3 separate regions of the Homo sapiens genome follow, and regions 2 and 3 are each linked to region 1. Evidence: chromatin contacts called from ENCODE Hi-C data. All regions are on one chromosome and are shown on one strand. Each heading gives the region's core, a stretch centred on a gene start or an enhancer-like site at or near the end of the contact. The rest is flanking DNA. Distances are from core to core; before and after follow the strand shown.

What was found. Hi-C counts contacts between places; a loop is a spot of excess contacts on that map. Pooled maps may share reads with other maps.
Region 2: a pooled map shows a loop between it and region 1 (10-fold over the local background). The contact joins the promoter of WDR36 here to the promoter of YTHDC2 in region 1. A Hi-C loop is called at or near these places in 9 of 50 pooled maps.
Region 3: a loop to region 1 is called in a pooled map, with 7 times the contacts of the local background. The contact joins the promoter of TICAM2-AS1 here to the promoter of YTHDC2 in region 1. A Hi-C loop is called at or near these places in 6 of 50 pooled maps.

Annotation. Positions count from the first base shown.
Region 1 is chr5:113,511,204-113,515,518 of GRCh38, forward strand. It overlaps YTHDC2 (YTH N6-methyladenosine RNA binding protein C2), which reads left to right and starts at 2,491. Exons shown (of 30, transcript NM_022828.5): 1 at 2,491-2,879; 2 at 4,069-4,159. The coding sequence starts at 2,693. It overlaps LOC124901046 (a long non-coding RNA gene), which reads right to left and starts at 2,455. Exons shown (of 2, transcript XR_007058905.1): 1 at 2,228-2,455; 2 at 656-1,737. RefSeq lists enhancers at 2,247-2,296, 2,293-2,794 and a silencer at 2,747-2,976.
Region 2 is chr5:111,090,136-111,094,450 of GRCh38, forward strand. WDR36 (WD repeat domain 36) reads left to right here and starts at 2,213. Exons shown (of 23, transcript NM_139281.3): 1 at 2,213-2,483. The coding sequence starts at 2,322. RefSeq lists an enhancer at 2,063-2,502.
Region 3 is chr5:115,599,724-115,604,038 of GRCh38, forward strand. It overlaps TICAM2-AS1 (TICAM2 antisense RNA 1), which reads left to right and starts at 2,432. Exons shown (of 3, transcript NR_109875.1): 1 at 2,432-2,737; 2 at 3,323-3,433. All of the region lies in intron 3 of TMED7-TICAM2 (TMED7-TICAM2 readthrough), which reads right to left. TICAM2 (TIR domain containing adaptor molecule 2) reads right to left here and starts at 2,756. Exons shown (of 2, transcript NM_021649.7): 1 at 2,374-2,756. RefSeq lists enhancers at 2,078-2,157, 2,106-2,628 and a silencer at 2,248-2,747.

The DNA.
Region 1 (4,315 bases), core at 1,241-3,740:
TCCATAGATTTAGATATGAAAGAACTTAGTTTCTCTGTAATTAACCTCAGTTAATTCAGGGGCTGCCACTCTTGCCTAGGCTTGCTTTTAAGTTCTGGGGGACTTACGGAGTATCAAGGCATCAGTAAGTGTGGGAAAGAGTTTCTGATCCTTGGTGGTCAAACAACATAAGTCACCGTTAAGTCATTCATTGCTTATTCTCAACTGTGCGATTCCTTCAGGTCTGGCATATCTCTGCCAATTCTGGACACCTCTTGGGCACCAGGAACCCTTTGCTGCTCTATACCACACTGCGCCTCACCTGCCTAGGCACACCACACTACCTTCTTTCCTGAGCTGCCTCTCTGGCCTTCCCTTGGGAAAGTAGCACAGGCCATTCTGTTCCAGGATCTCCCACACCATTCAGGGTTTTTGTTTTGTTCTCCCCAAGAGAAGCAGGGCTCAGGATCCTTTTTGGCAACTTACTGGTGTATTACTATGTGACTTTTTCCAGTTCCAGAGAACCGAAACCAACTTAAGACAATATTTCCCCAAATAATAACCCCTAAATGACCTGGCTGAACAAGAGAGAAAGGGATGGAGGGCTGGCAAAGTAGGGGTGATGAGGGGGCAAAGGGTGGGAGGAAATATCCCTAGCATCAATAATAAAATCATGTTGGTTATATTTTAAGACTTTATTACTCTACCAGGTCAATTTTATAGATGAGAAGAGAGCAGTCTCCAGACCACTGTGCTGTGGCATGCTCGTATGCCACAAGTTGTTTACAGGCATATCAAGATGTTGATGACCCCAGTTCTTAGGCAACTGGGTACAAACTGGAACGGGTGAAGCTAGTTCTTTCAGCCTAGTCACTTATGCCCAAGATCAGCCTTATCATTGTACAAATATATTAGTCAGAATAAGCTAACTCTTTGTATCAGTTATCTACTGCTGTGTAAGAAACCCAACCTAAAACTTAGTGGCTTACAGCAATATTCATTTTATTTGTTTATGTGTTCTGTGGGTCAACAGTTTGGACTATGTTTAGCTAGGTGGTTTTGCTAATCTTGCTTTGGGTTGCTTACAGAGTTGTGGTCATCCAGCAGCTTTTCTAAGACTAGACTTTCCATTATGGCCTTTTTCACGTCTTGCCCTTGGTGCTGGTGGATGATTGGGCCATAGTTGTCAGTGGGCTAGCCTAAGCTTCTTTACTTTGTGGAAGAAGAATTCTCAGCAGCAAAACAGGCTAAGCCTTAATGCACAAACACCTTTCAAGCCCCTGCTTATCTCGTATTTGCTGATGTCCCAATGGCCAAAGCAAGTTACATAGCCAAAGACAGAGTCCATGTGGGAAGGAAGAATACAAGGGTGTGAACAGAGGAATGTGTGATTCATCAAAGGCCATACCTTTGATGAATTCAACAATTTACCATAATGTTACAAAAAAAAATCTTCCCAAATCTCAGCAGTTTACCACAACTAAGAATTATTTCTTACCCATGTCATATTCCAATGTGGGTTGGTGAGGACACTCTATCACACTCGTTCAGGGAATCGGGAACCTGTTATCTATCTAGTGGTTCCACCGTTGTCTAAGAACTTCCAGAAGACCAGGAAAGACAGAGAAGGGAAGATTCAAGGAAGGTGTTATAGACCAATCCTGGAAGTGGTATACATCAGTTCCAGCAACATTCCAATGGCCGGAACTCAGCCATGTGGCCCCCAGCTAACTGCAGGAGAGTTGGGAAATATAATGCCTAGGAAGAAAAGATACTTCTTGTCACCAAATATTCCGCCCCCTTCTTACCACACACAGAATACACATATACCCTCCCCAGACACCTGGAATTCTATCTAGTCACTGCATCCAGGATCTGTTGTTGATACACAGTCCTCTTTATTAGATCCAGATGTATATCCTCATTGCCAGGTAACTCATGAACTATGTAAATATGTACTACATACCTGCCCCCACTCAGCTACCCTGTGTAGCGTGATAGAGCAAGGGTGGCATACTTGCATTAAAATCTCCCATTCAGAAAAGGGAAGAATGCAAGACACACAACAGTGGCTCATTCTTTAGTATATGTATTTTTTATGATATTTTTCCAAATATTGCATGGGAAATATATACACTAAAAATTATTCGTTTATCTGAAATGCAAATTATTAAGCATTCTGTATTTTTATTTGCTAAATCTGGCAACCCTCCTCCCACTAAAATATAAACTCCATGAAGGTAGGAACCTTGGCTCTCTGGTTCTCCAATGTACATCGAAGGCGTGGCATAATGCCAGGTCCACAGTAGAAGCCCATACATGCTTACTGCAGGAATTAATGAAGGACTAAACGAAGTAGCAAGTGAGTGAATAAGAAGATGAGGAGCGACCCTTGGTGGGCGGCGCGGGAAGAGAACCGCACCATAGCTCCGCAGACAGCCTCCTTTAGGCGCGCAGCGGCGGCCGCGCTGAGGTCACGGGCGCCGGCCCTGGTGACGTCATTACGCCCGCGCTCCTCGCCTGGCCGTGATATCAATGGCGCAGGCTTCACTTCTGCTGTGGCGGTGACTGAGGCCTTTCTGGTGACCTCAGCCCAACACAGGCCGTCTCCGGAGCTTCCCGGTAGTGGCCCCGGATTCCCACGGTCTTTGTCATTGGCTGTCAGCTAGCAGGCCTGGCCGCTCCCGTGCGGAGAGACCATCTCTTCAGGGCAATGTCCAGGCCGAGCAGCGTCTCCCCGCGGCAGCCGGCTCCTGGCGGTGGCGGAGGCGGCGGCCCCTCGCCTTGTGGCCCTGGGGGCGGCGGCCGGGCCAAGGGGCTGAAGGACATTCGCATTGATGAGGAGGTGAAGATCGCAGTCAATATCGCGCTGGAGCGCTTCCGATACGGGGACCAGAGAGGTGAGGTTCCGGACAGGGACCATGCTGGCAGTCAGGATACCCCCCTCACCCCAGCGCCCCCCAAACGGCGGCCCACCGAGTGATGGGGGTGCCTCCGAAGAGGGAGGGAAGACCCGGGCCACCGTCCGGGGCGGGCCTCAGCGGCGGCACCCGGGTCTGGAACGCGGCTGTTGGCCCTGCGGTGGAATGCGAGGTGCTCTGCGGATCAATGGGGTTATGGGCACTTTGCTCCCTAGCTGAAAGTGTTTTTCCCCCGCGTCTTTCAGCAGCCTTGGGCGGTTAAGCCACCGTGTTTCAGATATTGGTTAGCCCTAACCCTTTTTAAGGGGGTGTCACCTAATTGTGGCACGTTTAAGCTACAGATGTAGAAGAGCAGAAAGAAATCAAACATATAAATAAATGCACCAGCAATACGTTTGGACCCTGAAGCATCACGCTACCCACTTAAATTAAACTTGTTTGGCACACGAAGCATCTTCCACACCTCTTGAGGTTAGATAGCCACTTGTCTTGGGTCATATAATGCAGAACCAGCAACTGACCTGCGGTGACCTGTGCAGTCTGTTGAGGGCTCATTCGGACCTGCTGGCTTAGTTAGGGGACCTCTTACTCTGGAATCTTATAGTCCAAAACGGGGAATGTTCTAGACAGAGAGATTCTAAATTCACATTAAAAAAAGAGAAAGCCTCAGCAATATATAACAAATCCCTCTGAAATAGTGAAATACGAATTCTGTACAGTTTTGAAAGCAAAGACAATGGAGTTTCATGTTGAGAATTCATAATATTTGAACATATCTCATCATTGAAGAAAATAAACATTTTGTTAACTAAACAAGTAGGGACCAAGTTAAATATGTTCAGTCATTATACCAACTCAAAATTCCAGAACAAGTAAGAGGAGTCGTTTTTGGTGAATATCAGAGGCCTTTATCACATTTAGGTTTAATACATAGCTGTCTTTTTATTAATATCAGAATTCTGATAGACATTCAGTAGTTATTGAATTAATAAAATATCTTAATTTTATTAATTTACATAAATAGAATATGAAATATAAAGTTAACCTCAAATAAAGTATAATAAATTTGATTGTCTATGTATGTTTTTCATATTTTGTATCTGTGTGTTTTACTTGAGAGAAAATTGCCTATCTACAAATTTTACTACTTTGTTTTTTTTCCGTGTAGAAATGGAATTTCCTTCTTCTTTGACCAGTACTGAAAGAGCCTTTATTCATCGACTCAGTCAGTCTCTTGGTTTGGTCTCTAAAAGTAAAGGGTAAGCTGGTAGCTTTTCTTATTTTTTTTAAAAAAGATTATTTGCCCAAAAAAGGGAGAAACGTTTCTGAGTACATTTAAGTACTTATTACTGTTTTAACTTCACATTCTTAATTGTATCATATGTAGATAAAAGATTCAGGTCTGTACCAAATTC
Region 2 (4,315 bases), core at 963-3,462, 2.4 Mb before region 1:
ACCCTGCAGTGTGAGGTGTCAGTGTGCCCTGCTGGGGGTGCCTCCCAGTTAGGCTGCTCAGGGGTCAGGGGTCAGGGACCCACTTGAGGAGGCAGTCTGCCCGTTCTCAGATCTCCAGCTGCGTACTAGGAGAACCACTGCTCTCTTCAAAACTGTCAGACAGGGACATTTAAGTCTGCAGAGGTTACTGCTGTCTTTTTGTTTGTCTGTGCCCTGCTGCCATAGGTGGAGCCTACAGAGGCAGGCAGGCCTCCTTGAGCTGTGGTGGACTCCACCCAGTTCCAGCTTCCAGCTGCTTTGTTTACCTAAGCAAGCCTGGGCAATGGTGGGCGCCCCTCCCCCAGCCTTGCTGCCGCCTTGCAGTTTGATCTCAGACTGCTGTGCTAGCAATCAGCAAGACTCCGTGGGCGTAGGACCCTCCGAGCCAGGTGCGGGATATAATCTCGTGGTGTGCCGTTTTTTAAGCCCGTCGGAAAAGCGCAGTATTGGGGTGGGAGTGACCCAATTTTCCAGATGCCGTCCATCACCCCTTTCTTTGATTAGGAAAGGGAACTCCCTGACCCCTTGTGCTTCCCAAGTGAGGCAATGCCTCGCCCTGCTTCGGCTCGCGCACGGTGCGCGCACCCACTAACCTGCGCCTACTGTCTGGCACTCCCTACTGAGATGAACCCGGTACCTCAGATGGAAATGCAGAAATCACCCGTCTTCTGCGTCGCTCACGCTGGGAGCTGTAGACCGGAGCTGTTCCTATTCGGCCATCTTGGCTCCTCCCCTCTCCCCTCTTTTTTAATTTAAAGAACATTTACAAATAATTAGCAACTTGTTCACTTTTAAGTCATACCAAAAACATGGCTGAAAATGTGCACTGCTATTGAGAAATCCGGGGTACAAATGAAAATACAAGTAAGTACAACATGTCAAGGACTAAATAACAAGCTCTCATTCTGTTAGCATCTGCCCCTTAATGATCTTAACATCCAAAGTGTTTGAGGCTTTGTGCCAAGAACTATAAAATAAATCAAGATTTTTTTTGTTCAAGAATGTATGAGTCAGGTATTCAAATTAGCTAACAAGTGACTTTTGTTTCATAATAATTACATTTTAGAACTGGAAGGAACCCGAGAGAGTACACTGATCTGTGTAGAGACAGACCCTCTTTATCTCTTTCAAGTACATTTACATTAGTAAATATACCCTTTTTATCCCTCTCAAGTACTAGTATAGTTACGTTAGTCACTCGACCCAAACCTTAATAGGCTGCCAAAACGTTTTCATAAACGAAATGAAATGGAAATAAAACAGTAAGAGAAGAGGTTATTCCATATGTTGAACTTTGGTCCTGGGCTCTAAGCTCACCACTGTTTTAGTTAATGTTCACATGCTCAGAGATTGTTCCCCAAACCTACATCTTGGTAAGGCAGCTGGCTCCTGAGGAGTGAGGCGTCTTGACACCCACTTCACTGGAATCAGTCTCCTTCAGCATCCTAAGGCACTCAGCTCTAATGAACTGCCCGGACTCCCGTTTGCATTATGATAAGCTCCTCTTTAGAACCTCTACTGTCTGCTTTTGACAGCCGACCTCAAGGAATACTGACTTAATCCAGGAATCCCAATAACATTTAATATTTATCTTCCTTTTCTGGGAGGAATCTACACTTATCCAAGTTGCCCAAGTGAGCAGTTCCCTCCCCACAAGTAATTAGTTCTACTCCCCAGAGGGTCTGTGAGTGAATCCCTCTGTCAGTTTTGAAATGTCCCATTATAGTTTTCATCTGTAAATATGTCAATATGTATCCAAAAGATGAGGATCTTTAAAAACGTAATCATAATGCTACTATCATATGTAAAAATGAAACATAATTCCTTAATATCATCAGATATCCAGTGTTTAAATTTTTCCAGTCTCATGTTTTTGTACATTTTTAAATAATCACATGTTTAAATCGTTTCCATCTCCAAGGCGTCGACCTCCCCTCCATTCTCCTGGGCGTCGCGCTTCCCTCTTTGTTTCCCGCCCTTGCGGTTCTGTCGGAACCTAACGAGCTTCCTTCCACCGCAAAAGAGCTGGAGAACAATGCTAGGCAACGTGCTGGAGACCTTGGCCCTCGGAACCCAAGTCACGCCTCCCATGTGAGCTCTGGAGGGAGAACTTTATGTGTTGCACTGAGGGCAGTCTCCGGAAACGCGATTCGCAGCGGGCGCCGGAAGCGGTGTTGTGTCTGCAGCTCTGGCAGAGGACTGTTCCACTAGACACGCTGAAGGGACTGGGTACGTGTTTTCCTTCAGGACCAGAGCTGAGAGGAGCTGGGATCGCGGCGGCAATGGAACGGGCCTCAGAAAGGCGCACGGCCAGCGCGCTTTTTGCGGGGTTCCGGGCCTTGGGACTTTTCAGCAACGACATTCCACACGTGGTGCGGTTCAGCGCGCTCAAGCGCCGGTTCTATGTAACAACCTGCGTGGGCAAGAGTTTCCACACCTATGACGTGAGTGACTTCTTTTGTTAGCTTCCCAGGAAAACCACCCTCCTTGGCCTCTAACTCTGTCCTGGAGCAGTCCGGTTCTCCCTTCCCATTTACCACGGGCTTCCCTTCTTTAACCCCTCCCTGTCCTATTAATATTTCGCCATCCGGTCACGTCCACGTGCTGATTTGGCACTTGCAGTCCTCCTGGGGCGTGTTTCAGAGGCAGCCTGGCCAAGGGGAAACTGCTAGAGAACATCTCAGTTGTATGGCAGTAATATTTGTTCAGTGAATATTTATTGACCTTCCCTTGAAGGTGGAAACATAATTAAGACAAACCTCTACCTCTTGCATTCTTAATGAGAGAGAAAAACATGCACGCTATTACGTTATTGGTGACACGAGCTGAGTTAGAAATTCACTCTAGGTAGAATACATTGGGAGAACCGGAGATGGTGAGATTAATTACCGTTAGGGAAAATATCTAATAGCAATCAGTTATTTTCAACTAACGCAAAGTGTCTGGCACTGTCACTCTAAGCCTTGCAGCCGTTTCTTTGCAACATAGGTGTCATTATACCGTAGCACCTTTATATAATCTATTAAAGTAAATTTCAGATAAATCACTTGTTAGTGATGATTTTTTCTCCTATAACAGTTCATCGATCATTGTAATAGTGTCTCTTGTTTACTTGTTTCTTTTGTCTTCTCCGAAAGAATGTAACCTCTGTGAGAACAGAAACCTTGATGAGGAGGATGATAATAGTCAGTGTTAATTAAGTACTTTCTTTTCTGGAAAACAGGTAGAGTTGTCTCTCTTGGAGGATTGTGAATATCAAATGGCTTATTAGCAAAAAGAGCTGGGAGGTAGGAACTAGTTGAGTTAGTGGAAAAGGAAAGTGAGGGCAGAGCTGAGGTGAAGAGCAATTGGGTTTCTCAGAGTCTGAGCTGGTAATGGAGACAGGGTGGGTTAGAACCATATTAATCATGTGAAAGTATTTAGTGTTACCATTCTCTGCACTTGTTCCTTGCTTGCTAACTTTTGCTTTTGCTGGTTAATGTTTTCTTCCTTGAAATGTAATTTTTCTGAGTTTATTACTGAAATAACTCTTGAAATCTTGTCTTTGGTACAGTGTCTTTCCTGACACTGCATTACACACAGACACAGGTGTTTTTCCCTATATTCTACTTCCAAAGAAACCCTGTGGTGAGGAGAGTAACATATTTGTACATTTTATAAAGTTAACAATTTACTTACTGTGTGTTGACATTTAGTCATAATAAAGATGGCTTTTAAGTTCTCCTCTAGTTCTAACACTGATGATACATTCGTAACATCATGGCATGTAAATGTTCTTTACCCAGACTGTACACTGCTCAGATTAACCAATGCATTGGGCTGTGACCTCTAAAACTGAAAATACTTGGGAGTAAAAAGAAAAAAAAAAGGAGCTAATGAACCTAAGTCACTAATTGGGTCTACAAGTGCTCTATCCCATGACTATGGCTATATATGCTGTCCCCAGTCAGACTTCCTACAGTCCTACAGATTAGTTTCTTCTACAGGGGAAACTAGACAAGTTGTGAATAGGTGGTGGTAGTGATGGTAGTAGCTATCATGTATTGAGCAGTTACTATATGACTGGCCCCATTCTGTTTTACACAAATTTACTCATTGAATCCTCATAACAATCCCATAAAGTAAATAAATACCTGTTTTACAGATGAAGAATTTGAGGCACAGGGAGCTTATTTTTCCAGGGTCATACAGCTGGATCAGTAGCCATGATTGGGGTCAGCAAATTACAGTCTGTAAGCCAGTCTAGCCCACTGTTTGTTTTTGTATGACCCAGGAG
Region 3 (4,315 bases), core at 1,182-3,681, 2.1 Mb after region 1:
CAACAGCAGCACAATCAGTGTTACTACAGTGGAGTGGATGAGAGGGAAGTCAGGAGATGAGTTCAGAGAACTAGTCAGGGACTAGATCACACAGGGCTTTAAAGCCATTGTAAGCCTGTTTTTCTTTTCTTTTTTTTTTCTTTCTTTTTTTTTGTGATTCTGATAAGAAGCCACCAGAAGGTTTTGAAGGGAAATGAAAGTTCTGAGTATGTATGACAAAAATCACTGCTATTTGGAAAAGACTGTAGAGGAGCAAGGGCAGAGGCAGAGACTTCTCAATCATGTAGGTAGGAGAGGACTGTGGCTTAGCTTAGAGAGGGAGAGAGAGGTGGGCAGATCTGGGTAGAGTCAACAGATTTTGTTGGATGCTTGGATGCGGAGTCTGACCTAAAAAGAGAAGTCAAGAGTAAATTCCTAGAATTCCGGCCTACTTGAATGGCAGTAACTGAGGCTGTTTATTGAGATAAGGGAGGGAGCTGAGGGGAAACAGAGGGAGAACTTGGTGAATCTGGCATCAGTAGTTCTATCTGTCCATACTAAATTTAAATGCCTATCAGACTTCCAAGTGGAGATGCTGAGTAAACAGCTGGACATACACATACATCTGGAGCTCAGAAGCGAACTAAAGCTAGGAATAAAATTTTGGAAGTCATCAGCTGATAGATATTATTTATAGCCAAGGAATATGGCTTGGGATACAAATTGTCCTGGGGGAAAGTATGGCTAGAAAAATATGGCCAAGAAATGAACTCTGTGGCATACTAAGATTTAGTGGTGGGGAAGCCTGGAGACACAATGAAGCAGAATGAAATGCAGAATATGGTGACCTGGAAGCCAAGTGAAGAAGAAAGAATATTAGTGAAGAACATTAGTGAAGAAAAAAGAATATTGAGGAGGGAGTGATCAAATGTTACTGAGGGGTCAGGAAAGATGAGAACTGTGCACAGACACTGGATTTCACAAGACAGTCATTGGCAACATCAGGACCATGCAGGGGGTAATGGGGACAAAAAGCCTCAGATGAGAGGGGGTAGGAAGAAACAGGGAAAATGAAAATGGAGACTTAGATTAAATCTTTCAAAGAGGATTTTTGTTTGTTATAAAAAGAAGCAAAGTAGGGGAGCGGGACCTAGAATGGGATGTGTGGTCTAGGGGGGATTAAAGACAGAAGATTTAACAGCAGATATTTGTTAAATGAATACATTTTAAGAATAGCATAAGGAACAAATGACTCAACACAGATGCCCATGATTCAACAGTGTAAACATGGTTTATACTTCAAGTTCCATACGGTAAGGCGTACATGTCACATTTACTTTGCTTCAAATGTAGGTGTCAATATTCTATACCTGCTTATCTATTTTCTGATTTGAATGAGATATAAAGTGGAGTTGCTTAACTCCATTTATAACCATCCTACTACTTCAAAATATTAAAATGTAAGGATTGATGGGCTGATAGGTGCAGCAAACCACCATGGCACACGTTTATCTATGTAACAAACCTGCAAGTCCTGCACATGTATCCCAGAACATAAAATTAAATTAAACAATAAAAAAATAGAAATACAGATTCTGGAAATCAAGCTTACCAAATTAAACCTTCAGAGGTGGGGGGATGCATTTTAAACAAAAGTCCCAAATGCGTCTTACCATCAGGCTTGTTTGAAAAACACTAATCTAAGGAATACTAAACACTTGGAGAAGGACAAGTTCTTCTCCTGTGTAGACGTGCAATGTGGGTTCAGGGGATGACACTTCAACTCTATATAATGGTGTATTTTTACCTCCAGATCATATAGCCTTTCCCACCCTTGCTTTTCAAAATTAAAAGGATAAATTAAAAAATAATAATAAATATGAGAATATTTTAAAATACTTTCTTTAAGAAGTTTACTACCGTGGAAAGCTGGAGAGGTCCTAATACACTGAAAACTAGCTCACAGCTGCCAGTCAAATTATTTTTATCCAAATTAGCTTTGCACAAAAAGCCAAGTAGGAAAACCCATGCCAAAACCTCCAGCACTGGCTCTGTGTGCCTGGCAGGGGCTCATGCAGAGCCTTTAGAGCATTTAAGACTCTGGGCTATTTGCTTATGGTTCTGAGGTGTCTTTTCGAAAATGGGTTTTCTAGTCAAAATGAAACAAAAAGGCAGACAGCTGTGTGGATTTTCCCTTCAGAGTAAGCCAAGTGACGGAAAGGCCTGCCCGCCCCGCTGGGGACAACAGCGCCAGCACCCGCGCCGTCGGGTCGGGTAGGCTGGGGAGGTAGCGCAGGCGGCCTGGCCCCCAGACCACCCCGCGCCCCTGGCGGCCTGGCCCCAGCCCACCCCGCGCCCCCGGCGGCGGCCCCCGCCCTAGCGCCCGGTACTTGCCTGCAGGCGAGCGCCACCACAGTCAGCCCGCGGCTTTTCTGTCTTCCTTTCTGGCCCAGCGAGAGCGCCCAGGGGGTGGGCGTCTTGCCCCGGGCGTCGAGAGTTTGGGGCCGTCCCGTACGCGGCGCGCCGCAACCCAGTCCCCGCGACCACAGCAGCCTGCTCCCCACCGCGCTTGCAGAGCCCGGACGCGCGTGAGTCGGGGGCCCGCAGAGGCCTCACCCTTGGAGGTCGCCGCTTGTCAGGCCTGACTGCTGTTGGCGCCCACCCCGCCGCCCCCGAGGGGCCGCTCGAGGCCGGACTGCTGCTTTGCCGTGGCAGGCCCCACCCGGGACGTGGCGCTGCGGGCCGGGGCGGTCCAGCTGTGAGTCAGGGGTTAATGTGGCGGGATAACTCTCTGCAGAGGGAAGGAGCTCGCAAAGAAGGGTGGAGGAGGGGAAACCGCAATGGGGAACTGTCACCGAGGCTAGTGGACTCTCCCTGCGCTTTTTTTTTTTTTTTTTTTTTTGGCATGTACCCCAAAAGCCAGAGGTCGAGGCCCAGAAAAATCTGGAAAGGAATTCCACCGTGTTTGCTCCTTACAGACCAGACAAACCGTAGATCTTTCAGAGGTACAGCGACTCTCCTGGTTCCCTAAGATAGTCTCGACTTTTCCTTTCCCTTTGCGGCCCTCTCACTTGACTACTGCAGCCAACCATACCCCTGATTAGGGGGTGCAGCACATCAGCCTCTGCCCCCAAAAACTACCCTGCGAAAGATCCTTTTTCTCAGGTTCGTTCTCCACAACCGAACAGATTGGAACTCCACTGAATAAGAGAGAACAAAAAAGCAATTAGTTAAATGAAGCGTAAAGAAGCCTTATAAAGCCCCATTGCTGCCTCAGGCACCCAATCTAGTCATAACCTAAGAGGTCCAGTTCAGAAATCTCCCCTCCCCTTTTAATTCTCAGGCAATCCCTACTCCCTGCCAAAGGAGAACCCAGTTACTGAACATCGGATGAGACCATGGATAGTAAATTGGGAGTGAAGGTCCATACCTGGGTCTCAGAAGCACAGTACAGGTAAAGCTAAGAGTTATTTCCTCCTTCTCTTTCCCCATCCAACAACAGGATGCCTTACTGAAGGTAGGCACTTCAGGTAGTAATTACTTAGTGAAATGCCGCCAATGTAGTCAGAAATACCGTATTATGTACCGTGTCAACACAATTCATTATTCACGGAGTTGATTCTCCAACCACTGCACCTCCCAACAATTCTACCTGAACTCTTTGGGTAAGCAGTGGCCTCCTAAATCCAACTGATACTTTTGTTGCCCTCATTTTTCCTGGGAGTCTCTTTGGCGATTGACAAAGTCGACCATTGTTTCCCAACACTCTGTTTCCTTGATGTTGACAACCCCACTTTGCCTTTATGCTCATCCTGCTTGTTAAAATTCTTTCAGGCCTGTTGGGAGGCCGAGGCGGGTGAATCACGAGGTCAGGAGATCGAGACCATCCTGGCTAACACGGTGAAACCCCGTCTCTACTAAAAAATACAAAAAATTAGCCGGGAGTGGTGGCAGCTGCCTGTAGTCCCAGCTACTTGGGAGGGTGAGGCAGGAGAATGGCTTGAACCCGGGAGGCGGAGCTTGCAGTGAGCCGAGATCGCGCCACTGCACTCCAGCCTGGGCCACAGAGTGAGACTCCGTCTCAAAAAAAAAAAAAAAAAAAAAAAATTCTTCTTTCAGTTTCCTCTGCCTGTTCCTCTTTCTCTGGCAACCCTTCAAAATCAGAGCTTTTCACATTTTCCCACTGAAATACCACCAATGACAGATTCCATAAACACGTACTTCCCTATTCATCACTTAGGTTGCATACATAAAAGAGCCTGAAGTCACTAGTGTCATGGGCAAATTTACTTGAACTGTTCCATCTTCTTGTAAATTGCTCCAAATTTTGCATTGT